Linked DNA regions of Homo sapiens: region 2 is linked to region 1. A link is a loop called in an ENCODE intact Hi-C map of the cell type or tissue named here. Cell type or tissue: endothelial cell of umbilical vein. All regions are shown on one strand. Links, peaks and the distances in the headings refer to the core of each region. The heading gives the core; the rest is flanking DNA. Region 1 holds the start of ZIC4 (Zic family zinc finger 4). Region 2 overlaps LOC124909494 (leucine-rich repeat extensin-like protein 5).

Evidence for each region. Peaks named below come from ENCODE experiments on the same cell type or tissue, not always from the same donor. Only the 100,000 strongest peaks of a DNase experiment are listed, where the experiment ranks them.
Region 2: a loop joins it to region 1, with 2.6 times the contacts of the local background. A loop is called at or near these places in 6 of 110 quality-filtered maps.

What each region holds. Positions count from the first base shown.
Region 1 is chr3:147,404,143-147,412,466 of GRCh38, forward strand. ZIC4 (Zic family zinc finger 4) reads right to left here and starts at 2,401. Exons shown (of 5, transcript NM_032153.6): 1 at 2,221-2,401. It overlaps ZIC1 (Zic family zinc finger 1), which reads left to right and starts at 5,223. Exons shown (of 3, transcript NM_003412.4): 1 at 5,223-6,952. The coding sequence starts at 5,971. RefSeq lists enhancers at 3,217-4,407, 4,830-5,410, 8,036-8,324. In endothelial cell of umbilical vein, for the core only: no CTCF peak of the experiment used is centred there; no DNase peak of the experiment used is centred there; H3K4me3 peaks cover 410 bases; H3K27me3 peaks cover 7,789 bases.
Region 2 is chr3:147,354,392-147,362,715 of GRCh38, forward strand. It overlaps LOC124909494 (leucine-rich repeat extensin-like protein 5), which reads right to left. Exons shown (of 2, transcript XM_047449442.1): 2 at 8,275-8,324. Among named protein-coding and RNA genes, the nearest start is that of ZIC4-AS1, 28 kb to the right of the region's middle. RefSeq lists an enhancer at 5,138-5,724. In endothelial cell of umbilical vein, for the core only: a CTCF peak has its summit at 7,622 (motif pointing right); no DNase peak of the experiment used is centred there; H3K27me3 peaks cover 7,523 bases.

The DNA.
Region 1 (8,324 bases), core at 314-8,313:
GCATGGAAAAGTCCTGGTTGGTTGGCAATAATAGAATTTACTCTTTTGCTTCTGGGGGAAATGGGTGTGAGGTTCCCTAGAGATCCCTGTCCACCCATAAGGCAGCCCCAACCCAACTTCTAAGAGGTCTGGATCACTTCTCTCCCAGGTCCTGTCAGCCTTTTGTGCACTACAGACCCATAGACATGCAAACAAATATTGCAGAGATTGGACTAGGGCAGGCAACAGGGACCTTAGGAGGCTCTCTGTAGCGTTTCCATCACACAGCCTACACAGGGAACTAGGGTAAACATCTCCTTTAGTTCAAACTCTGACACCACTTAGCAAACAAGCCAGTCATCTTGCTGAAAGAGAGGTGAGAGAATTTGGGAGCAATCCTGGGGCCCGTGGACCTGAGGTCCCAAACAACCACGGAATGTAGAAACTCAGTTTCGTTTTCCCCAAATGCTTGCTCCCCACATCAACCACGGCCTCCTAATTACCAGTCCATAGCACATCCTGGAGACTTTTTGGAATCTGCCCTCCTGGCCCCACCTTGAGAAGAGGAACGGGTGCCAGGGAGCTCCAGTGATTGATAGTGCCGGAGGAGAGCCAAGAAGGTGGGACAGTGGGTAGGTGCAAAAAGCACCATTTTTATTTGGGGGAGCCTCGGAAGCTGCAAATTGTGGGGCCGACCTAGCCGGCGCAGGACTACCCAAGGTCAGAGGTCAGCTGCAGCTAGAGACTTCAGTTCCCGAGCTGCTCCTTACTGACTAGCCGGCAGGCGCGGGAAAGGCATGCCCACCTCTCCGCTGCAACTTGTCCCTGGCGGGCGCAGAGCAAAAACCCTGAAAGCTGGCAGGGAGCTCTGAGCCAGAGAGGAAACTGGCCCCGGCCTTTGCCCGCTGCCTGATTTACTCATCTGCACCCTGCACCTTTCTGGCTCCCCTCCATTCGACCCTCAAGCGCCAGGAGTTTGCTGAGGCTGGGTTGTGCAGGGGCCTTTACTCATTCTCCTGTTCTCTAGAGGGAGAAGCTTGGGTTTCCCAGCTCGGGGCTGAAGTAAGTGTGGGCAGCATCCGGGTGCCCAGAATAGAGTTTGTATCAGTAGATCAGGCTGGGCATTTAGCCCTCCCTTTGAATCACCCCTCCCCCAACCTGCAGGCGGCTGAGACAGGAGAAAAAAGAGCAGCATGCAGTGGTGTGGGTCGCTGCGAGGACAATACTGTCGGAAAGCGGGGAAAACATGACCTTGGAATCCAAAGGGAGTTTCCTGAAGACGGTGACGGCCGAAGTGCAACCCTCCAAAAGCCCCTCCGCTTTCCTAAGACTTTGACATGGGCCATTCATCAACCCCAACTTTCAGATCCAACCTTTGAGCCAGTCCTAGCTTTCTTTCACAGCTCAGCTCTATTCCCTCCTCATTGGCCCCTAATTTCCAATGCCCCTGGGTCTAGGCTAGGGGCCAGAATCCTAGGAGCTGCGGCCTGCTCCCCAGAGAGCTAGTTGCTGCTCTTGTTCGCATTGGAGATAAAGAAAGCCAAGTCCCGAACCCACTGCTGGCCGCGCGCAGAGAGCAGATCCCAGCAGTCAGCTTCCTGAGGCAGGACCAGGGTGAGGGAGGGCAAGGAGCCGCCCTGAGGTGGACTCAGGCGGCATCTGCCGTCAGGTTGGGGCGGAGAAGTTCCATCGTCTTGCTGCCATCTGGGCTAACTTGGCGCTTTGACCCTGGAGAGGGGAAGCAGAGACTCTCCTAGCCACCCCCTTGGGGGCAGAGCAGAGATACCTCCTGTAAAGGCCCCCTCCCGGCACCCGCCTTGCTCATTTTTCGCGAGGGAAGCTCTGGGCCACGACTTCCATTCTTGTGCCCACGGTGGGGCACCCAGGCAATTCACAAGGAGAGAAGGGAAGGCAGGCAGGCAACAAACTGCTCCTGGTTCCTGTGCCAGTGGGAGCCCCATTTGTACCCCTTTTCCCTCCTCCTGGGAAGAAGGGATGGACTCATCCTCTGCGTTGCCCCTTTGCGGAAGGGCCCCCTCCTCCCCTTAGTGTCAGTGGGGTGGGGCCTTTATCCACGGTTGGGGGAGGGGGGTAGGATGAAGGAGGAGATGGGGCAGAAAGACTGGCTGGGCCTCTTCCCCCACTGGGGTTTGGGTGCCAGTGGTCCCCTTGAGGGTACTTGCTACCCGGTCGCTGGAGGTACAGTTCTCATCTGTCTGCCCCCTGGACTCACGCACTTACCCCACTCCACCTGTTGCCAGGATCGCCTCATTTCTGCACATCATTTCGGGGTGGCTGAGAGGGGACCACAAACCCCTCCAAGCCTCTCTTTTGTGGTTCCAGCGAGGCGGTCATCCTTCACTTCTCCTTTTCCAGCTTTCAGGAAGCAGTTAGGGAATGTATGATGAAGCAGAAATGAGCCGTCAGGATGATATTTTAATGGCTTATATGTCACGTTGGTGCATGTGGCTTTGAACTGGAGCCGTTCGCGTTTCCTGCAGAGAGCGCCGCAAATCCCACTTGATAACTTCTACAACCCACAACTTTTTTTTTTCTCACATTCACTCTTACCCTGTATATTTGGATGTGTTTCCTAAAAATACCCTCTTGTCAACGTCCCCGTTGGATTTTCCACGGACTGGAGAGGAGAAGACTGACTTTTCTTTTTTGAAGAATTATTTTCCCTCTCCCCCTCCCAACAGCTACCCTTCCCCCCTTAGGTCCCCTCCCTTGTTGTGTGTGTGTGTGTGCGCCCGCGTGTGTTTCCTGAAAGGCGGGCGAGGTGGGTTCAATATCTGTTCTCCCTAGTGAGAGGAATACAGCCTCTAGAGAAAACTTCTCCATACAGATGAGGTTTTCTAAACTCCAGGGGAAGCAGGATCCAACTTCCCCTTGTAGGTAAAAAGACTTAGTGCCTCCGATATATCTTTTTTTTTTCCAACCAAGTGTACAATAATTTTTAAAGATACCTCGGCCCTTTCTTTACCTCCACTCCTCATTCCATTCCACTCAAAGTTGGTGGGAAATGCTGGGCTGCTAGACTCAGACTTGTTGATGGGAACAGAACAATTAATTTTTTTTCCGAATTTATATTTCCCGGCACAAGCACAAATGCTCAGCCAGGTCCCTTCAGGCACCGGGAAATCATCCCGGATACCCAAGCCGACTTTTGAGCAAGCACAGCCCATGGAAAGGGCAGTCCCGCCGGCCAGCCCCAAGCGAGAATCTAGTTGGTGAGAAGACCAGAAAACCAGAAAGGCGAGGAGCGGCGGACGCTGACCCTGCCTTCCTCCAGCCCGTGCAGTCAGCGCTGGCGTCAGGGCAAAAAATATATTCATTTTCATTTTCCTCTCGCTGGGGCACGGTGAGTTTCCTAACCGGGCCGCCTATGAAAGGATGAGTTGAGGTTTCTTTGTTTGGAAAAAGAGTTTAGGGCTTTGATTCAGCTGCAAAGAAGCCAAATGAAGTTAGAAACAAAGGGTAAATTGAAGGATTCCGACTCTTGGCTTTTTGTGTTTTCCTTACTAGAAAATAATTAGACCTAATGAATATGCAGACGCTTCAGCTAAAGCCTCGGCCAGGACTGCTGGGTTTTAAACAGAGCTGCGGAGAAATGCAACCTTCGTCCCCACAACCCCCCGCATCCGCGTGCATTTTTTGAAATGCATAAATGTTGCTCGGCTTAATTGATTGAGTCACAGGGATTTTTTTTTCCTGCTTTTAAGTACCATACTCCCCTACCTTTCAACAATCATTTTAATATATAGTCAATGGCTCTTTGTGGAAGGGACAAAAAGAAACTACGCGCAGTTGTTGAATAGACTTTGCGCTAGGCAAAGACAGGTTAATCGAGGGCCGCATCGCGAAAACAAGCGAGTGTTGTATGTTTGCACTGAATCCAAATGTCTGCATTTTCCTAACTAAATCAAAGGGAGTGTTATTTCTTTTTCTGCTCACTCATCTGAAGGTAAGTAAATTTTCTCTGGCGATCAAAAGCCTGGTCGGCAACAAAGACCGCGCCCGCTTTTTCCACCGTCCTGGTGTGGCGAGTTGCGGAATTTCAATAACTGTGACAAGGGTGACTGATTTGTGAACTAGAAAAGGTTTGAATGTCACAAAATTTACATTGGTCCTATCTATTGGGGATTTAAATACCGAAAAAGTATTCGGGGATCTCTAGGGAGCTTTGGGCAGCCCAAGGGAACAATAGCGCGTTGGGAAATTTACAGTTTTACCTGAATGAAAGGGGCCCAAGTAGGGAACAGGAGTGAGGAGAGACAGGGTTAGCGGGGGCAGTCGAAGGAGACAACGGAAAGGCAGAAAACAGAAAAATAACGCAAGAGAGAGAAAAAGTAAAGGAAACTGGCAACAACGTTTCAAATTTGCCATTAAAAAATTCAAACCTCAATAACCTGGGAACTTAAGCGCTTTCATCCACCTGTGTGTGTGAGTGTGTGTGTGTGTGTGTTTTCGGGGAGGGGGGTGCGGTGGTGCCGGAAGTCTGATTAGATAAAAGCGAGAAATACAGAGGCTGCCGGTTACACTGAGAAATTACATTTTTTTGTAAAGAGAGCATAGTGCCCGTGTGCTCCCAAGATCTTAAATTATAAACAGGAGGGGGACAAAGCAAGAGGGAAACAAACTTCAAAAGGAGCAAATAACAAAAGCCTCTTTTGCTGCTCTTGAAGGGAGGGGGGAAGGGGGAAGAAAGAAAAGAAAGTTGCTGAATCGGGACATTCTGGAAGTGCCTTTGCTGTGTTTACTAGCCCCATCCCCGCCTGCTGCACCCGGAGACGTCTGAAGTCTCTAATCGCTCAGCGAAAAGTTGGTTTCGGGAAGGGCAGCGCCGGGGTGCGGGAGGGCAAAGGAGGAAGAGGAATGCATATGACTGTGAGAAGGAAAAGTAATCGTGGCAAAAAAAAAAAAAAAAAAAAAAAAAGAAAGAAAGAAAAGAAAAAAGAAAAAAAATTTCCGTGAGAAGAGGGAAAAAATTTGGCTAAAAAAAAAGTTGCTACTCCTGGCAGCCCTGGTTTGTCAAAAGGGGATGTCAAGCGCTTTACAATACCTGGGATTGATGAGGCGGGCGGGCCAATGAGCTGCGCGCGGCGCCTCGGCGCGCCCTCCGTTGGCGCGGCGGCTGAGGGCGGGGGGAATGCGGGCGCACCAATGGGCGCCAGCGTCGGCAGCACGTGACACCTCCCCCCTGCTCCCATTCATCAAGGGGGGGACGGTGTCGTCCTTTCAATTCATTTATCTGCAGGAATGATTGCTGCTATCAGTCTCGCGCTCACCGCCCGGCTGAGGAGGTGAAAGTTTCTCCCCAGGAAGATAAACCGCAAAAGACAATATTGTGCATGATTTGCGCCTTTTCTTTGGCTTTTTCTTTCTTTCTTCACCCCCCCACCCACTTTTTTTTTTTTTTTTTTCAAAAAGCAGAGAGGGAAAAACGGAGAGTGAAGGAGCGAGGAGGCGAGCGTGAGAGAAAGGAGAGAGAGAGAAAAGAAAGGGCGAGGGGCTAGTGGAGAAGTAAGGAGGGGCGCGCTGCGCGAGGCGGAGAGAGGGCGAAGCAGTCGCGGCACTGGCGCTCACATTCCTCTATGCTACAAATCCAGGAGGAAGTTTTTTTTTAGGGGGCTGAGATGCTCCATGCCTTTCCCCGGGCAGCCTTGACGCGCGGCCCTCTCGGCAGAGACTGAGCGGCGAGAAAGTGCGAGCCGGGCCGGCAGAATCTGCCTGGCGGGCGCTGGAGCCTGCGTTACTCGCGGCCCGCAGCCGTCCGGCTACTTTGCGTTTGGCCCGGCCAGCGCCCGGGCGCGCCGCGCCATTGCCTGCAGGCTAGGACTTCGCGAGGTGGGTCGACTCCCCCTCCCTCCTCCTCTTCTTCCTCCTCTTCCTCCTCCTCTTGTTCCTCCTCCTCCTCCCGATTTTCCCTCCTCGGCTGGCGAGGGTGGGGGGGGCGGGGGAGGCCGGGGCTCGCCCCGAGCAGCCACGATGCTCCTGGACGCCGGCCCCCAGTACCCAGCGATCGGCGTGACCACCTTTGGCGCGTCCCGCCACCACTCCGCGGGCGACGTGGCCGAACGAGACGTGGGCCTGGGCATCAACCCGTTCGCCGACGGCATGGGCGCCTTCAAGCTCAACCCCAGTTCGCACGAGCTGGCTTCGGCCGGCCAGACGGCCTTCACGTCGCAGGCGCCAGGCTACGCGGCTGCTGCGGCCCTGGGCCATCACCATCACCCGGGCCACGTCGGCTCCTATTCCAGCGCAGCCTTCAACTCCACGCGGGACTTTCTGTTCCGCAACCGGGGTTTTGGCGACGCGGCGGCGGCAGCCAGCGCACAGCACAGCCTCTTTGCTGCATCGGCCGGGGGCTTCGGGGGCCCACACGGCCACACGGACGCCGCGGGCCACCTCCTCTTCCCCGGGCTTCACGAGCAGGCTGCCGGCCACGCGTCGCCTAACGTGGTCAACGGGCAGATGAGGCTCGGCTTCTCGGGGGACATGTACCCGCGACCGGAGCAGTACGGCCAGGTGACCAGCCCGCGTTCGGAGCACTATGCTGCGCCGCAGCTGCACGGCTACGGGCCCATGAACGTGAACATGGCCGCGCATCACGGCGCCGGCGCCTTCTTCCGCTACATGCGCCAACCCATCAAGCAAGAGCTCATCTGCAAGTGGATCGAGCCCGAGCAGCTGGCCAACCCCAAAAAGTCGTGCAACAAAACTTTCAGCACCATGCACGAGCTAGTTACGCACGTCACCGTGGAGCACGTAGGTGGCCCGGAGCAGAGTAATCACATCTGCTTCTGGGAGGAGTGTCCGCGCGAGGGCAAGCCCTTCAAAGCCAAATACAAACTGGTTAACCACATCCGCGTGCACACGGGCGAGAAGCCCTTTCCCTGCCCCTTCCCTGGCTGTGGCAAGGTCTTCGCGCGCTCCGAGAATTTAAAGATCCACAAAAGGACGCACACAGGTACGGAAACAGCTGTAGGACCCCTACCCATTCCCACTTGGGCCTGGGACCCAAACCGAAAGTCAGCGGCCAGGTCGCACAAACGCAGCCTCGGTGGGATCCCGGGCGTCAGGTTCCGGCAGGCAGGCAGGGAAAGTGTGCGCTGATTTTTAGTTTCTGGCTTGAAATTATGGAAAACACACACACACACACAGGGCGGACGAGGAGGAGCTGGGTATATAGATTTTTTAAATGAGAAACAAAAAAGGTCGGAGAACAGGAAGCCAAACCTGGTTTGGCGGAGACCTTGGTGCTTTCGAAGCCGGAGAAAGTGGCTGGCTCCCGGCAGCCGCGGAGGCGCCAGCTGCTCAGGCTGCAGACAAATCTAAACCCTTGCTTGCTGCCAACATCTCTCTCCGTGCACTTCACTGAGGACTTTGCCAAAGGAAAGAGCTGAGGAAATTGAGGAGGCCGGGTTAAGGGCGTAGAAAGAAACAAAACAGAGACAGAAAGAATTGAGACAGAGTGGGGAAAGGAAATAATTTGGGATTGAGGAGGCTTTTGGAGCTTTATGCATATTTGAAGAGTTCAGTTTTAGTAGTGACTGGTTTTAAGAGTGGGTTTGAGGGGTGGAGAAAGTCCGAGGAAGGCAAGGAAGAACTTGTTGTCTATTAGACTCCATGAGGGTGTTTTCAAAACACCAGATTCCCCTCTTTGGCCTTTAAAAATAATCAAGACACAGGTCCGGAACAGTTAAAAAAAAAAAAAGTTCCCACGAGCTCAGGGTTGTAGCCTGGCATCAGACAAAACATTCTGGGCCCCCTGCCCCCAAGAGGCCGGGAACTGGGTCTCCTTTCCTATTCTGATTTTCCCGGGTGAGATCTGAGAACCATGCTTGAGACTTCGGGTTTAACGCCCGAGTCAGGGAAGAATTTGCGGCGTTGAGTTCTCTCCGGCCCAGATTACGCTATAAAATGTGAGTGTATGTAGGGAGTGGGGTGGGTTGGAGGAGGCGACCAGGGGATGCGGAGCGTCGGGGAGGGGGCAGGGGGAGGAGAGAAAAGCAATAGGGCAGGAGAATAAGCCGCAAACGTGAAAACTAGAAACCAGGAGCCAGGTGGAAGCAATCCGAAATCGTGTGTAGCTCTGGGTAATACGAGTTTCCAGATCTGATGCTAAAAACCGACTCCTCCTACTATTAATTTTTTTAAACATAAAAATAAAATGTAGATCCAATTGTATTAGGGATTACAATAGAGTTAAGATATTTATAATTCCACTGCAGATGTAAGAATTTATTGACGTTCCGGGTTTTTAAGCTTGCAAAGTGCTAATCCTGGGCTGCTGGCTTTTTGTTTTATTTTTTTTCTATTTGTTTAGTTTTTGAAAAACG
Region 2 (8,324 bases), core at 45-8,044, 50 kb before region 1:
CCTAATTCTTCATTTAAGGATTATAGAGATCTTTACATTTTCTCATTTATTCCCAAACTTTGAGAACCTGTTTGATTACGATGATTTACTGTAACACTATTGAAACACACAAATGGCATTAATTTTCCAAAACTTTCTGTCTCCTCAAGGCACCCCGATAGCAGCGGAAGCTTTTCCAAGCAATTCCCTGGGGACATCTCAAGTTTTTTGCCTGAAGTGCAAACGAGTCATAACTATGAATCTTGGCAAAGTAACTTTGTTTCGACTCTTGGGGTTGTGGGGAACCCCTGTGTGTCCCTCTTTTCCCTCCCCCAACCCTTTCTTAAAATCTTGACATCCACTGGGAGGAAAAGTAGGTTAATTAGGCAGGAGTCTCTGGCTCGGCCCCCAACGGCGGTTTTCAGGTGGCTGAGAGACCCGCCGCCTTCCGAGCGCGAGTGATGAAAAGGGGAGGGAGGCCGCGCCGGGCGGGCCGGCCGCTCACAATGGAGCAATTATTTGTCTAAAGTTCCATCCTCTGCGGAGCTCCTTGCATAATTCAAACGTAATTAGGCAGACGGTGTTCCTTTTAAAGGCGTGACTTTGGGGGGTGGGAGGGATGCTTATTTACTTTGGGGCTTCTCTAGGATATCAGCTCCCGGTTGAGCTGAAAAATGATTACAGGCAGATTTGCACCATCTGCATGGAGAATTCAAAAAGTTTGTTCTCTTGCAAATCAAAACCTTTTCAACTTTTATCTCTCTTACCCGCTCCTTATCTGCAACCTGATGTCATAGACTCTCATTCAAAGACCGTTAGCTGAAAAAAAAAAAAAAAAAAAAAATCCTCCCGGGACTGTGCTCACGTGCCTAACAGTCCCAATGGTCGCCCTCGCCTTGATTTTTATTCCCCTCATTCAGCTACCATTATTTCCTGGTGGCCAGGACTAGGTCTGAGTCACGCCTTCTGCTCAGGTCTGGAGCTGGGTCGCAGAATCTCCGCCAATTTGGAGATTGGCCCTAAAAAGTCTCCATGCAGCGGGAAAGTTTGGGAGCAGAATCAAACTAAAAAAAGAAAAAACGAAACAAGCAAACAAACAAAAAAACAGCTTTGAGGTGAAGGGTTAGGCTTACCCGGTTGGGAGAAGGTTGGAGTGTTCTGTTTGTTTACCTATTTTATACGATTTTCTTATTTATATGGAGGTAGTGGAGGCGATGCCAGAGCGATGATCAAGAGAAGGGTTTAGAAATGGCACTATTAAGAAGATGCTTGTTTTTGCCTCAGTCAGCTACGGATGGAGCTCAAAAGGTTTCACTCAGCATCGTCCAAAATCGATTGTAAATACACACTCTAAATACATATACATATGTACCTCTAGATACATATTTAGCCTAGGACATATCACCTAATATACATTACACATCTGATATATTTATTGCCATACATTTGTATGTTCTTATAAATAGCATATACCACTTAATATTTATATATCATTTTATGTACTCTTTTAATACACAAAAATAAAATGAAAACTGTATCAACGTACTCCAAATACGGAGATACATATTAGTTATGGGAATATGTTAGGCGATGAATATTAAATTTTAGGATCTGCTTGGATGCTGAATTTCATGCCCTTTCACAAGTTGTTTAAAAGCTGTGGCCTCTCACCGGGAACCCAGCATATACATTCATCTCTTTCTTCCTTAAAAGCTCTAGCACTACCTGTTACTTCCAGAGCAATGGAAAAAAAGTTCTTGTTCAAACTATAGCCCCTAAGCCAATAGATGAAACTCGTAGTTTGGAGGAAGACTGCGACAGCTTAGGCCACCGGAAAATGACCCAGAAGTTCAACTTCTGCGCTCTCCGGGGAGGCTGGGTCAGAGCTCCAGCTCAAAAATGTCTTAAATCCGTTCGGGAAGATCATCTCGCACTGAGGCCATTTGACCTGGTGATACCAGGTTGTTAGTAACGCTTGATGTTTGGGGAGTTCGGCATATTTGACTCTCCCTGCGGCTCCTCCTCCTAGCCCACCCCCAGCCCCCAGATCTGGGCCCCTTGGAAACACTCTGGCCTCCGCAGAAAATTTTGAAGAAAATGCAAAGGGAGAACTAATATTGTTTTCCTATTATTCGATTTGCGTTCTCTGGGTTCTTAATTCCAGCCTTTCCTAGGTGCTATTCTGCGCCAAGAAGAGTTAGGTTTTGCCAAGCACTCCCACATCCAGGATTCTTGACCACACAGAGGGATTTAGAAAACAGAAAACTCGTTAATTTTGAGCGATTTTTTGGAAAAAAAGTTGGGTGGGAAGGGGACGGGTGCTGCACTAGGAAGAATCAAGAATGGACCGGCCTTGCCCCGATGCAATCGGCTTCCTAGGATGGGATGGGGGGTAGGGGATTGCATTTCTTTAACCCAGATCCACGTGCCTCCCCACCTGCCCCGGCGCTGGGCGGTTAATATTGTGCGAGTTCCTGAGCTGTACTGAGAACATATCCTAATGTCTATAGAAACTTGGTGGAAAGAATCTGATGAATGTGTCTAATTGGTTTTACTTGCCATCTATTCACAAGAAGTAAAGGTCCATCATTAGGCTTAATTGAGTTTTTTTTTTAAGTCGCTGCCTTTAATGATCATAGAAGCAGCTAAGTCCAACACCAGCATTTGCGTCATTTTAATTACCCTGTTTATTTGTTGCAGATATGGCAAAGTTATCCAATATTTCCCCACATCCCTTCCAACTAAAAGGGGAGCTCAGCAAGCTGGGCAGTCCCGCTTCCAACCCAGAGAGGGCGAGGGTAGCGCTTGGAATTTTGAGATTGGGCTGTCTGGCGCGGCTTCCAATTCCAGTCTTTTCCGCCAGGCGCGGCTCCAGTTTAGACCGCGGCGGTGGTCTAAATTCTTCGCCTAAGGAACCACCGCCTAAGGAACGATTTGCCATCGGATTTGTCCTCGGCAAATGTCTCACCAAGCTGTAGATGGATGAATGGATAGATACATGATAGGTAGATCGATCGATAGATAGTTAGAGAGGTAGACAGACGGATAGATCCCCGAAGCTTGCGGATAAATGTTCTGGAAAAAGCTGCTGAAAAGCTTCTACACAACCTTGTTTGGGGGACCATGGTCCCCAGGTAACCTGCCCACGGGATTCTACACTCACCGACACAAATAACGCTCTTGCCAAGTTCCCTCCCCAGCGGGCCAAAACCTGAGGCTCCCCCATTCATTCAAGAGTTTCTTTTTAATAAACTTACTGGTAGGTAGTTGGTTCATAGTTGCCCAACCCACTCCCTGCAGCAAATCACACACAAGAGCAAGCAGGCAATTAGAACCACTGTCAGAGTGCTTGAAAATCATCCATTCTTCACATTAATTAAGCTTTGACAACTGAAGTTTCTATGGATTGGGACCTCAAAACTTTCTCTCACTTGAATAGCAGGAACTTAGTAGCGTCTGCTACTCAAAATGTTAGCCCTCACTTCACCCTGGCTATTCTGTTGTTTTTTAAAAAAATTAAAAATAATTCGACCTCTTGAGCATTTTTGCACAGGGGGCAGGAGCTTGAGTTTTGAAACCTTTGTCAGAATCAATTCTCTTATTCAGGTGGGATCTGTGGATTTACTTTTTTCAGCAGCAACACCCTGATAGCATTTTAAATTTTTGGTATGATTTTTATCTCCCACCTTTCTAAATTTAGGAGTTCACTGCATAAGGCAAATCAGAGAGAAGCCACCTAAGCCAAATGACTGGTTTCATTCTTCAATGTTTGGCAGAGACTTGTAGATCAAAATGAAATCTTAAAAGTTTTTTTCTTTTTTCTTAAAAAAAGATAATAACAGAATTCATGCAAATGCCAAGAGGAGAGCAGCTAACAAATTATCTTCCAGAGCAAGGAGACAAGTGGCTATTTGGCAGGTGCCATTAGCCACAGCTCTGTACTTGGACACAGATCTGCACTGAAGCTGCTCAAGCTTGGCTCACTGAGGATGTGAAATGCCCTGTTGACTATGGGCTCAATGAGGGCCTAAATGGCCAGCCATAGGCAGCTGGTCCAAGCCTCCAACTTGGCTCCTTTAGCCATAATCCTGAGAACTGTGCCCCAAAACCCCTATGAAGTGGGAGCCACAGAGTCTGAAGCATGTATTTGGGCGAGGAAGGGTCTGGAAGGTGTAAAAGGTCTCACCTCAGGAGCCACTTCAGTACCCCATAGCCTGCTAGCTACTCTGTATTTAAATTTCAGCTTATCCACAGAACTCCAGGATGCAAAAGTCATTTCTCCCCAGTGAGTCCTGGCTCTGCGGTACAGGTTGAACTTGCTGGTCATTCTGAAAGAGTCTGAATCAGACAAAAGTAGCCTGAAACTCGGGCCTCACCTTCCCCACAGCCCCTTCACATTGCTTCCAGTGCGCTAACCTTGCTGGGAGGGGAATGTGGGAGTGGAGGTAAGAGCGGTGCGGGAGGAGAGAATCGGCAACGAGAGTGTTTGAATTGCAAGTTTCATCCTTAGGAGAAATACCAGAAGTAAAGAGCCTCCCAGGTGGTTGAATCCTTGGGGGCGTTTCTATAGGGCCCCCTGAGTGAGCCATCAAGACCCAAGACTATGCCACCCCAACCCCTTGGCTCAGGAAAATCATTGCCTCGTCCCTGTTCCTCCTTCTCTGTCATCGGACACACTCACTAACTTCTCCAAGACATACAATTTGGGACAAAAAAAATCTGGTTAACAAGATCATTCAATATCATTCTTGCTATCAGTTTTATTTCGATTTCCAACCCTCCTGTTATTTTGTCCTGTGCTTCTGTTCTTTCCACCTCCACTGGGAAGGGAGGTCTTTTTCCCTTTCTCCTCCTCCCGCCAGGTGCTGGAGTTTTTACACCGGTGCTTTGTTACTTAAGGAGAAAAACTGCCTGCATGGTGCAGGATGCTGAAGGGGAGACAGAAAGAGAAGGTCTGGCGGCCTGGGGGCGGCCATGCGTGTAGCCCTCCCCGGTATGTTTTTGTGCACAGAGTTGGCGCCAGGGCAGCGCCCCAGACCCCAGTCCTGGCTGGACAATAAATGACCGGACAGCTGCGGCCGCTACAAAGGAGCCCCTCGACCGCGTCGCTGTTTACTTAGTGTCGGGTCTGACCCCAGGGCTGCTTGCGGCCAGTACAGATGCTGATTCCACCCTGGGAACAGGCTTTCTGTCCTCCGTTCGCCGCGCTAGCCAGCACGTGTTTGCAAACAACTTAACTGACTTCTCGAATATTCATCTGCTGACGCTGGCTTTAGGGAAATTTGAGGGGAGACTCGCTGGGCAAAGACCCGAGGCCTCTGGAGGTTTGGCTCCCCACACGCAGGTCCCGTCCGCCTCGCTGATTATCTTTTCTTCTTTCCAGAGGAAGCGGATAGGCTTCAGCTTTAGAAAATTTATTGTTTTAATTTGCCAGCCGTAAGTACGGTCAGAAAGAAGCCGGACAACAGGCCCACAAGCCGCCCCGCAGACGCGCACGGGAACAAACACGAACACGTTGTGAGCCAGGCCAGAGAATTATCTTTGTGCACGTGGAGAAGACCTTCATCTGGGGCTGCTGCTGGTCTATTCCTTTCCGTGCACTTCTACTGACACACCCGAGCATCATGATACCTAACTCAACTCGACTTTAGGTTTAAAAAGAATTAAAATCACTAGGTAATCACATTACGAGTCAAAGGTCAATAAAACCCTCAACAGTTTAAAATAAGCTTTGCCCTCAAACTAGAAGTCACCTAGTCTTTCTTGTCAGTGTCTAAAACACATTTAGAGATGTATTGGTTTCTTAGATGTGCAAATTGAAAGGCTGTCTGGCAAGGAGATGTCTTACTTAACTAGACCACCGCCCCCCAACAGGAATGTCTCCCTCTTTGCGGCCTCTGTCTCAGAAGAGCTGCGAGGAACCCATGTCTGCAAAGACAGCTATTGGGGCTGACCCGAATTCCCCTGACCTAGGGCACTCTGTCCCCCACTCCAGTCCCCATCTGGGCCTGAAGATCCTGCTCTCTCCTCCCCATCCCAGAACTGCCACACAGAGCCTTTGATATTGTCCCAAGTTTAATTTGGTAAGGCAAGAAAACAACCTAATACCACTTCTCATCCCCTGATTTCAGAGAATCTAATTTTTCCTAACTGCCCCTACAGACTTGAAGGTAGGGGTGGGCTTTTCCACAAGCTCCTTCTATGAGTGGGGCTTGGCTGACACCTGTGCTGAGAATGCTGGAGAAGGTGGTTGGAAAACCAACTAGGACAGAGGAAGCTGAGCTCTTGGTGCCCCCCACTCCCTCTTTTATCCTCTTTATGACATTGTTCGCAATGACTGTCTAGTTTAGATATGACGAGACCAGCGCCTCCCTTGAAATGGAAACAGAGGACTGGATAAAGAAGAAAAAAGCACTTTGTAGTCTGCATCGTCCATCTTTAATTCAGAGACGCATCTCTACTCCAGGGAGCTCTGCCTTTGATCTCTTTGATTTTTTTATGCCAGATCTGTTATGGACTAAAATTCCTAGGTTTTCCATAGAAACATCTCCATTCCTTTGGGATATTGATGTTTTCTTCTTCCTGGGGGTTATGATATGGTAAATCAGATTCAGAAAAGGGACAATGCCAGCATTCATGGGCCTGGAGTGGGGTTTCTCTTGGCCTTCTCCCTCCCTCTCTCTCATATTCTCTCTTAGTCCCTCTCATTCATACAAATATTTCCTCCCTCCCTCTCTCTCTTTTTCTCCTCTCCTACTTTCCCTCCCCCCTCCTTCCTCCTTTCCTCCTCCTTTCTTTCCCTGCCTCATTTTCTCTCCGTTGTTCTCGGGGGAACCAAAATAGGGGTTGAGATTCTGGTCTCTACAAGCCTTTCAAGCGCCTTCAACTTTGGCGGCGGCAGCAGCAGGTTGCGTTGCCATGGATACTGTACTGTATGGCTGTGGCGGCGGCCACGGCGGCCGCAGCTCGAATCCCCTAAACAATGCCGAGCCAAGTGCAGGTTTCTCGCCCTTTTCCGTGCACTTTTCTCTTCTAATGGGGCTAGTGGCCTCAAATGGGAGATGCATCTTGACACGAAAACAATCCCTACCCCTCCTCTTCTCCCCCCCACCCCCGCTTTTCCTTCCTCCCTCCACGTCTTTGATCTATTAAAAATCAAAAGAACAAAGTCACAGAGGAAAGTTGAGTTTTGTTGTGACTGCCACTGCACAAAATGGAGCTCTTCAAACAGAGTGTGGTGGAACCGAGGTCTGACAATGCTGATCCAGGATTGGTTGTAGCTACAGGTCAAACTGGACAGCTCTATACAAGAGGACACAAATTATAACCAGGCCCGCCAAGGAGCAGCAAGCCTCTCCATCCCAAACTAACTATAGCTGGGAAATTCTGATAGCCAGAAATGCCTCCAGTCAGGCTCCAAGTGCAACGTGAGTGAGGGCTCTGAAGAGGCCCCCAGGTGAGGAGCCACAAGGACCCAGAGCTAGAATATCTGCTCAGTCTTAAATCATTTTACAGAGCCTGTGCGTGGCATTAGACCCCACCCAGATCTAGACAAGCTACAGCTTCCTCCACAGTGCTTGGCGCACAGCAGGTGTTCAATAAATAATCGCTGGTGGTTGTTGCTTCTGCACTGCCAAACCCTCCGCTAGGGGGCGCGAGAGGAGGTTTACCCAGAGAGAAGGGAGTGGGTAGACACTACAACTCCAGAAACAACAGCCACACTGTACCATAAAGGATGGTTAGATGGCTGGAAAAATAATGCCAAAGCAAACAGATACTGAATTCAACTTTTCTTTTCCAAAGGGACAGTAACATTAATATTATCATTATGGTCAGATGTCATTTGCCACAACTTATTGCTAGTGAGACCAACACTGAGCCGAAACATACATGAGCCATTTTCTCAGAACTAAGATCACTGTAAGATCCTCAACCTTCAGATGCTCAGAGCATTTCTTTAGATAATGTATTCAGCACCCACTACTTAAAAATAGTATCAATCATTATTGAACTGGTTGTGTCTGTGTCTACTATGCAGATCACATATTTATAGATTCATTTTGTCACATTGAATATTCTATTTAGACAACAAAAAAAAAACACAAGTAGATTTGAATTACATTCATTTTTATTTTAAGTCAATGGGAAATATGGATACTGCATACTTCAAAAATTTACTCAGTTTGGATTCGACATTTAGTATCCAATTTTTCGGCTACTTTTTCTATATTAAAAATAACCTTGGCAAAAGCTTCTATTCGAAATAAAATAAAAAATACAAAAAGGGATTGTAAAGTAAGAGAAAGAAAAGCAAACTCAACTTGAAAACCTTTCAATTCTGAACA